Linked DNA regions of Homo sapiens: all the other regions are linked to region 1. The links are chromatin contacts, found by Hi-C or POLR2A ChIA-PET in ENCODE. All regions are on one chromosome and are shown on one strand. The core of a region is the stretch at or near the end of the contact, and the rest is flanking DNA. Distances in the headings are between cores, read along the strand shown.

The links. A loop is a pair of places that touch in the nucleus more often than their neighbours do. ChIA-PET counts read pairs that join two places held with the same protein, here RNA polymerase II (POLR2A). Pooled maps may share reads with other maps.
Region 2: a map of CD4-positive, alpha-beta memory T cell shows a loop between it and region 1 (2.6-fold over the local background). The contact joins the enhancer-like site here to the promoter of SPOCK2 in region 1. A Hi-C loop is called at or near these places in 2 of 168 maps with a recorded cell type or tissue (CD4-positive, alpha-beta memory T cell and naive thymus-derived CD4-positive, alpha-beta T cell) and 1 of 50 pooled maps. POLR2A ChIA-PET finds 5 or more read pairs at or near these places in 3 of 52 experiments (CD4-positive, alpha-beta T cell, WTC11 and activated CD8-positive, alpha-beta memory T cell).
Region 3: a pooled map shows a loop between it and region 1 (11-fold over the local background). The contact joins the enhancer-like site here to the promoter of SPOCK2 in region 1. A Hi-C loop is called at or near these places in 1 of 168 maps with a recorded cell type or tissue (naive thymus-derived CD4-positive, alpha-beta T cell) and 6 of 50 pooled maps. POLR2A ChIA-PET finds 5 or more read pairs at or near these places in 2 of 52 experiments (activated CD4-positive, alpha-beta T cell and activated CD8-positive, alpha-beta memory T cell).

What each region holds. Positions count from the first base shown.
Region 1 is chr10:72,087,210-72,089,909 of GRCh38, reverse strand. SPOCK2 (SPARC (osteonectin), cwcv and kazal like domains proteoglycan 2) reads left to right here and starts at 1,359. Exons shown (of 11, transcript NM_001244950.2): 1 at 1,359-1,770. The coding sequence starts at 1,582.
Region 2 is chr10:71,747,446-71,750,145 of GRCh38, reverse strand. All of the region lies in intron 38 of CDH23 (cadherin related 23), which reads right to left. VSIR (V-set immunoregulatory receptor) reads left to right here. Exons shown (of 7, transcript NM_022153.2): 7 at 1-2,590. Among named protein-coding and RNA genes, the nearest start is that of VSIR, 25 kb to the left of the region's middle. RefSeq lists enhancers at 1,174-1,303, 1,504-1,553, 1,939-2,148. Within about 2 kb of position 1,330, at least 29 of the 41 ENCODE cell types and tissues checked have a DNase peak (open chromatin) inside an H3K27ac peak, as active enhancers do; they include CD4-positive, alpha-beta T cell, where a contact is called at or near this core.
Region 3 is chr10:71,725,880-71,728,744 of GRCh38, reverse strand. The region is part of intron 30 of CDH23 (cadherin related 23); the gene reads right to left. It also overlaps a transcript of C10orf105 not described here. Among named protein-coding and RNA genes, the nearest start is that of C10orf105, 7.5 kb to the right of the region's middle. RefSeq lists enhancers at 1,489-2,261, 2,262-2,865, 2,021-2,865. Within about 2 kb of position 1,469, at least 29 of the 41 ENCODE cell types and tissues checked have a DNase peak (open chromatin) inside an H3K27ac peak, as active enhancers do.

The DNA.
Region 1 (2,700 bases), core at 110-2,609:
TAGTCTCCACGACAGCAAGCCGTGCTCTCTCACTGTACAGCGCCAGGACACACCCAGGAAGAATGCTTTATTACTGTGAGATGAAGACGTCAATGGCCAGGGCCTCACTGCAGCACCACCACTAAATCCAACAGCAAAGGAAACAAGAAAACATGGAAAGGGAGCTATTGTTTTCTGTTTTCCCAACGAGACTCCGGCCTGAGCCACTGAGGCATTCAGAGTTCCCAGATAGGCCAGATTCAGGGTGACAAGGAACCTTGTAAGCTATGTTTTTTCCTACTGATTAAGATTATGTTTTTTAAAGCATTTTAAATTTTTATTTTATTTTTAGATCACAGCAGCTAAGTCTTTTTATAAAAACACAATCTAGGGCTTGGGTCCCAAAAGTTCACTAGGTTTTGTCCCATCAGATGATGTTTCCTCTTTAATGTATTTGTAATGTAAACCTGTCCCCATTTCTGCTGTGCTCTTGGGACTGTGGCCAGCCTCCAGCCTTCCCCGCTGGTATGTCAACATTTAAATCTACAGCCAATAAGGAGGGTCGCAGTTTCAACAAAACCCGAAACACCTCAAACAAAACCAGCACCCCACCCCAGCCCCCCACTCCCCGGCTTCCCCAGTGGCTTATTCAAACTAACTTGAAGTCAAAAAACCATAAGCAAATATGCCTTTTCCAAATTTGCAGCCTCCAAGGCAGATGAAATGGTCAGACATTTGCCTTTTAGGGTTGTCCTGGGAAGAGCTGACAAAACGGGTGACAGCCCCTAAACAGCTGCCTGGGGAGGAGGACATCTGCCTCTGTTTCACCAGCCACTCAGTGCTCAGGCCTTGCCTTGCGCAACGCGGTGCCGCTGGGGAGCAATGGTTCTGAGCAGCCAGTTGTTATACGGCTTTTGTCTTAACGAAGCCACCCATTACGGTAGAGCCATAACTCGCAGGAAGCCAGCTGTCAGGGCTGTGGCGCAGGCCCCTCTGGGTGGGAGGCAAGGGGAGAAAAACAGTGTCTGGCCAAATTCCCTTTCCGACACCTGAGCCTGGCTGGCTTTGTAACCGGAGAGTTTTGTGCCCTCTCCCCCATCCCATCTTCCCCGGGGAGATCCTGGGGCCCTTCTTGCTCTCCATCCTTTGAGGGAGCTCAGGGACATTTCGGGATTCTGGATTTCTTGGTCTGCAACTCCCTGTGTGCCAGGCGGGGCTGGGCCCCGCTGCGGCTGGCTGGCGTTTGGCGCTCTCATCGAGGGAGCGCTTCGCTTTGAAATCTACCCACTCCTTTTTTTTTTTTTTTTTTAAACCAGGTATGATGATGTCAAACGTGATGCTGATGCTACAGTTACAGCCCCTGCTGGCGCAGCCTCTCTGATTCTCTCTCCCTCTCCGCGTCCAGTGCTGGGCTTTTTCAGACAAGTGCATCTCCTAACCAGGTCACATTTCAGCCGCGACCCACTCTCCGCCAGTCACCGGAGGCAGACCGCGGGAGGAGAGCTGAGGACAGCCGCGTGCGCTTCGCCAGCAGCGGGGTGGGAGGAAGGACATTAAAATACTGCAGAAGTCAAGACCCCCCCAGGTCGAACCCAGACCACGATGCGCGCCCCGGGCTGCGGGCGGCTGGTGCTGCCGCTGCTGCTCCTGGCCGCGGCAGCCCTGGCCGAAGGCGACGCCAAGGGGCTCAAGGAGGGCGAGACCCCCGGCAATTTCATGGAGGACGAGCAATGGCTGTCGTCCATCTCGCAGTACAGCGGCAAGATCAAGCACTGGAACCGCTTCCGAGACGTGAGTCCGCAGGGCTGCCAAGGCAGAGACCCGGGGTTGCGGGTTCGGGGATTGAGCTCCGGGGTCTGCGGGAGCGGCCGCCGCACGTCGCAGCCCGAGGCTCCGCAGCCTGGCCGGCTAATTACACGGAAAGTAAACAGTACTGGGGGTCACAGCCCAGCGCCCCTCCCCTGTCCCTGCGGCCCGGGCCGGCGGCCCTGGGACCCCCCAGCCCCGGGACCCCCAGCTCCACACCTGCCCGACGCTCCGGGGTCGCGCGCTCCGGGGTCTCCCCTGCGGGCCGGGAGTGGGAAGGGGTGCGGGGCCGGGGGGACCCGGACCCCGGCTGCCGCTGGACCCCGACCCGGTCCCCAGCTGCGTTGTGCGAGCCGCCCCCGGGCCTGCCCCAGCCGCTGGGATGCTGCAGGCTGCACATACGGGGCACTGCAGCACCGGCAGGTCTGGGTGGGGCCGGCAGTGAGGGTGGCATCGGCTCGCGCGGTGCCCTCTGTTCCCACCGTGGGCTTTGCGGGAGGGGGACAGCATGGGACGGGAGTGTGACCGGGGCTCTGGGTCTGGGGTCCCAGCAGCCTTCTAGGCGAGATGGTGGAAGGCGTGTCCGTACGGGGGTGGGCTGGGGTCCCCGTGCAGAAGGGCGCGCGAGGACCCAGGCTGGTTTTCCCGGACCAACATTTCAGGGGGGAATCCAGCCTGGAGCGAGGGGAGCAGCTCGGAGCCAGAGGAAGGCTCCCGGCCCGGTGGGCTTGAGAAGCCGGGGAGAGTCCAGAAGCTGGGTTTGGGGGCCCCCGGCGGGCGCCGCCCGAACCCCGGCGTAACCTTGGGCCGAACTCCGCGGGGTGGGGGCGGGGGGGTAGCTGCGGCACTTTTGTTTACCGGCACCTGTGGATCAGAGGGGAAGTCGCAGGCGGCGGCCCGGCGGGGCTGGCTCCT
Region 2 (2,700 bases), core at 81-2,580, 340 kb after region 1:
TTTGTTTTTATACACATAGGCAAGGTGAGTCCTCTGTGGAATTGTGATTGAAGGATTTTAAAGCAGGGGAGGAGAGTAGGGGGCATCTCTGTACACTCTGGGGGTAAAACAGGGAAGGCAGTGCCTGAGCATGGGGACAGGTGAGGTGGGGCTGGGCAGACCCCCTGTAGCGTTTAGCAGGATGGGGGCCCCAGGTACTGTGGAGAGCATAGTCCAGCCTGGGCATTTGTCTCCTAGCAGCCTACACTGGCTCTGCTGAGCTGGGCCTGGGTGCTGAAAGCCAGGATTTGGGGCTAGGCGGGAAGATGTTCGCCCAATTGCTTGGGGGGTTGGGGGGATGGAAAAGGGGAGCACCTCTAGGCTGCCTGGCAGCAGTGAGCCCTGGGCCTGTGGCTACAGCCAGGGAACCCCACCTGGACACATGGCCCTGCTTCTAAGCCCCCCAGTTAGGCCCAAAGGAATGGTCCACTGAGGGCCTCCTGCTCTGCCTGGGCTGGGCCAGGGGCTTTGAGGAGAGGGTAAACATAGGCCCGGAGATGGGGCTGACACCTCGAGTGGCCAGAATATGCCCAAACCCCGGCTTCTCCCTTGTCCCTAGGCAGAGGGGGGTCCCTTCTTTTGTTCCCTCTGGTCACCACAATGCTTGATGCCAGCTGCCATAGGAAGAGGGTGCTGGCTGGCCATGGTGGCACACACCTGTCCTCCCAGCACTTTGCAGGGCTGAGGTGGAAGGACCGCTTAAGCCCAGGTGTTCAAGGCTGCTGTGAGCTGTGTTCGAGCCACTACACTCCAGCCTGGGGACGGAGCAAAACTTTGCCTCAAAACAAATTTTAAAAAGAAAGAAAGAAGGAAAGAGGGTATGTTTTTCACAATTCATGGGGGCCTGCATGGCAGGAGTGGGGACAGGACACCTGCTGTTCCTGGAGTCGAAGGACAAGCCCACAGCCCAGATTCCGGTTCTCCCAACTCAGGAAGAGCATGCCCTGCCCTCTGGGGAGGCTGGCCTGGCCCCAGCCCTCAGCTGCTGACCTTGAGGCAGAGACAACTTCTAAGAATTTGGCTGCCAGACCCCAGGCCTGGCTGCTGCTGTGTGGAGAGGGAGGCGGCCCGCAGCAGAACAGCCACCGCACTTCCTCCTCAGCTTCCTCTGGTGCGGCCCTGCCCTCTCTTCTCTGGACCCTTTTACAACTGAACGCATCTGGGCTTCGTGGTTTCCTGTTTTCAGCGAAATTTACTCTGAGCTCCCAGTTCCATCTTCATCCATGGCCACAGGCCCTGCCTACAACGCACTAGGGACGTCCCTCCCTGCTGCTGCTGGGGAGGGGCAGGCTGCTGGAGCCGCCCTCTGAGTTGCCCGGGATGGTAGTGCCTCTGATGCCAGCCCTGGTGGCTGTGGGCTGGGGTGCATGGGAGAGCTGGGTGCGAGAACATGGCGCCTCCAGGGGGCGGGAGGAGCACTAGGGGCTGGGGCAGGAGGCTCCTGGAGCGCTGGATTCGTGGCACAGTCTGAGGCCCTGAGAGGGAAATCCATGCTTTTAAGAACTAATTCATTGTTAGGAGATCAATCAGGAATTAGGGGCCATCTTACCTATCTCCTGACATTCACAGTTTAATAGAGACTTCCTGCCTTTATTCCCTCCCAGGGAGAGGCTGAAGGAATGGAATTGAAAGCACCATTTGGAGGGTTTTGCTGACACAGCGGGGACTGCTCAGCACTCCCTAAAAACACACCATGGAGGCCACTGGTGACTGCTGGTGGGCAGGCTGGCCCTGCCTGGGGGAGTCCGTGGCGATGGGCGCTGGGGTGGAGGTGCAGGAGCCCCAGGACCTGCTTTTCAAAAGACTTCTGCCTGACCAGAGCTCCCACTACATGCAGTGGCCCAGGGCAGAGGGGCTGATACATGGCCTTTTTCAGGGGGTGCTCCTCGCGGGGTGGACTTGGGAGTGTGCAGTGGGACAGGGGGCTGCAGGGGTCCTGCCACCACCGAGCACCAACTTGGCCCCTGGGGTCCTGCCTCATGAATGAGGCCTTCCCCAGGGCTGGCCTGACTGTGCTGGGGGCTGGGTTAACGTTTTCTCAGGGAACCACAATGCACGAAAGAGGAACTGGGGTTGCTAACCAGGATGCTGGGAACAAAGGCCTCTTGAAGCCCAGCCACAGCCCAGCTGAGCATGAGGCCCAGCCCATAGACGGCACAGGCCACCTGGCCCATTCCCTGGGCATTCCCTGCTTTGCATTGCTGCTTCTCTTCACCCCATGGAGGCTATGTCACCCTAACTATCCTGGAATGTGTTGAGAGGGATTCTGAATGATCAATATAGCTTGGTGAGACAGTGCCGAGATAGATAGCCATGTCTGCCTTGGGCACGGGAGAGGGAAGTGGCAGCATGCATGCTGTTTCTTGGCCTTTTCTGTTAGAATACTTGGTGCTTTCCAACACACTTTCACATGTGTTGTAACTTGTTTGATCCACCCCCTTCCCTGAAAATCCTGGGAGGTTTTATTGCTGCCATTTAACACAGAGGGCAATAGAGGTTCTGAAAGGTCTGTGTCTTGTCAAAACAAGTAAACGGTGGAACTACGACTAAACCCTGGGTCTCCTGCTTCCTCCTCACTGAATGGATTGGTATTATGGGCCAGGGCCTGGCTTGGCCTTCACCTTGGACTTGCTTAGAGCACATACAAGGGCTCTGGGAGAT
Region 3 (2,865 bases), core at 220-2,719, 360 kb after region 1:
GAACAGGAGAGGCACCCTCTTCCCAGCCAAACAGAGCTGGGGCCGGTAGGAACTTGCCAGCAAAGTAGAGAGGGAAGCAAATGGGGAAGGGGCTGTGATGCCCCATACAGACTTTGCATGTGGTGACCAGCACTAAGGGAGGGGCCTCTGCATGTGCAGCAGAGGCGTGTGTGTCTGGCATCTGGTCACTGCCTCTGGGATCAGCCCTGCTTTCTCTTTGGGGATTAGCTGGGAATCAGCTGGAGAGAAGTGACAGAGCTTCTGGCTGGTAGAAGCCGAAAACAGCAGCCTGACCAGTGGAGGACTCTGGGGTGGGGAGGGTGGCAGGGCTGGGGGCAGAGAGGCATATGGGTGTAAAAGTTTCTCTGCATCGCTGCTTCTAGGGTTCCCAAAGCTCTGCTGTGTCATTAGAATTTTCATGTCCAGACACCCAGAACCCACTATGCAAACTAACATGTCCACTCCAGAGCACAGCTGTTCACAGGCTGGAACCTAAATTTGGCTTCACCCAGAACTTGGCTGGGGAAGATCCTGGGTAGGGTGGGTGCGGGGGGGAGTTTGCATGGATGAATTTCAGGAACTCTTTTTCGGTAAACAGAAACTAACCACTCCTCTTGCAAAACTGTGCGCCTTACCCTTCCTCAATCTGCTTGTCCAAATGACCTTGACTCCAAGGGTTGTGGGGAAAAAACAGGGCCAGGCTGACAGTACAATGACAAGATGAGAGAGGTGGCAGGGAGCTGGGGTGTGGCCTGTCCTCCATGAGTCTGGCTACATGCCACCAGCCTCTGGTCGGTTTCAGCCTGTTTTTAGCAGCAGAGACAGGAGGAGGCAAGATGGTTTGCAAACCTGAGAGGCACAGATGTACAGGAAGCAGAGGTCTGTCAGGTTCTTGCTGAGCAAGTGGGAGCAACTGGGCTTCCTGGAGAACCAGACCTGCTTTCTGTCCAGTGCTGTGCCTGTCCAGTGCTGTGCCAGTGCAGTGCTTTGCCTCAGTTTCCTCATCTGCAAAATGGGGTGCTAGTGGTTAGGAGGACAGGGAGAGGAGGTGTGCGTGGGCATATGTGCGTGTGTGTGTGTGTATGTGTCGTGAACACCCTGAGACACCCAGTCTCTAAGGGGACTGTCTCACTCTGTACTCCCCGGCCCCTCACTGGGGCTGTCCCCGGTCTCTGAGGCAGGAACTGGAGGATGTGGATGGTTCCTGCAAGCCGTCTCTCCCCTGCTGCTGGGAAAATGAGTCCAGCGGAAAGCCAGAGTCCCCACATTGCCTTCAGGAAGGCCCCCAGCTCTCCCGGGTCTCATGGGTGTGGAGGCTGTGTACTACAGTGCCACCAAGCACCTGCCCCAGGGGCCAGCCCTCAAATTCTCACCTTAAAATTACCCTGTGGGGATGAGGCAGTGGTTTCTGACTGGGCTTTGAAGAGGCTTATGTGAGGCAGTGGAGTGTAGTGGTTAAGGGGACAGGCTCAAGCTGGCTGCCAAGGCATGAAGCCTGGCTCCACCCTTACCGCTGTGTGACCCTGAACAAGTCGGCTAATTCCTCTTTGCCTCAGTCTTGTCATCTGTAAGATGGGGGTATTAACAGTGCCTACTTCATAAGGCTATTATGAGGGTTACGGAGGTTAAAGTACACGAGGCATTTAGAAAAATATCGGGCACGTGTGAGGGTTTATTATTCCTCAGGGTTCAGGGGAGACGGGCAGGACGTAAGTAGCTGAGCAGGTGTGGCTCTGGGAGCCCCACCCCTGCACTGATTGTCACAGTCTGGCTTCGATCTGTTTTACACTGTACCCTGGGATGCTGCATATCATTTTGTGTATACAGAAGGTTTGTGGCTAAAGGAGGTTTGCAGCCACAATGCTGAGGCACTGATGGGAGGAGGCAGGAGCCCACCACGCCTGGGTGAGGGAGCGGGGAGCGAGGGCCACATGGAGGGCTGTGGTTAGGAAGCCTGAAGTCTGGAGACCCAACCCCAGCTTCGCTGACATCAGTCACTCTGTGCCCTGAAGTAGGCCCCACACAAGGCAGGCTCTGATGAGGGCGTACTGACCAGCCCACGAATAAGATTCACAGTCATGCAAGCCAGCATGGCTATGTGCATGTCCAGGTTACTGTGTCTGAGTCTCCATCACCAGGGCCCTGTAAGAACCAGGGGATCTGACCCTCTCAGCCATTTCCACAGGGCAGGTCTCACTCAGGGCAGTTGCAAGGACCCAGGTGTCTTCCCAGCTCTTCTTGGGGCAAAGCGTTGGAGGTGTCAGCAGGAGCTGGGTCAGGGCTGAGTCACCCACCCCAGCACAGCCCCTGAGCAATCAGACCCATCGTGTTTGTGATCGTGAGTACCCGGTGACCACCGCTCATTGTTTCCAGCCTGGGGGAAGCAGGGGGTGGAGATGGGGCTGATAAGAGGAGCCGGGCACTCAGTTCTGGGTGAAAGTCCCTGCTTGCTCTGCCTGACTCTTCCCATCTCCCTCCTACTCCTGATGTCTGGGGTCTGACTCACTGGTTTAGGGGAAGGGGCTGGGGGCTGCTGAGTGTGTAGGGGTGGGGGTGAAGCGGCCTTGAGAGGTCATCTCATTCATCTCAGTCATCCCCCTGCTGGCGGTAGTACACATAACACAACCAGTGGGAACATCTGTGTGTAGGTTTTCAGCCATTCGGGAGGACTAAGGCTGATTTGATTTTGGCTGCACAGATAAGGCTGGGCAGGAAAGAATACATTTGATGAGGCAGCTGGGAGAGGTGACTGGAATATATTAGGGTCACTTTCATTGGAAAGGGCACTGAACTTGGATTCAGAAGATGGGGGCTCCAGTCCTGATTCTATCACTAGCAACTTCTCTGTGCCTCAGTTTTCTCATC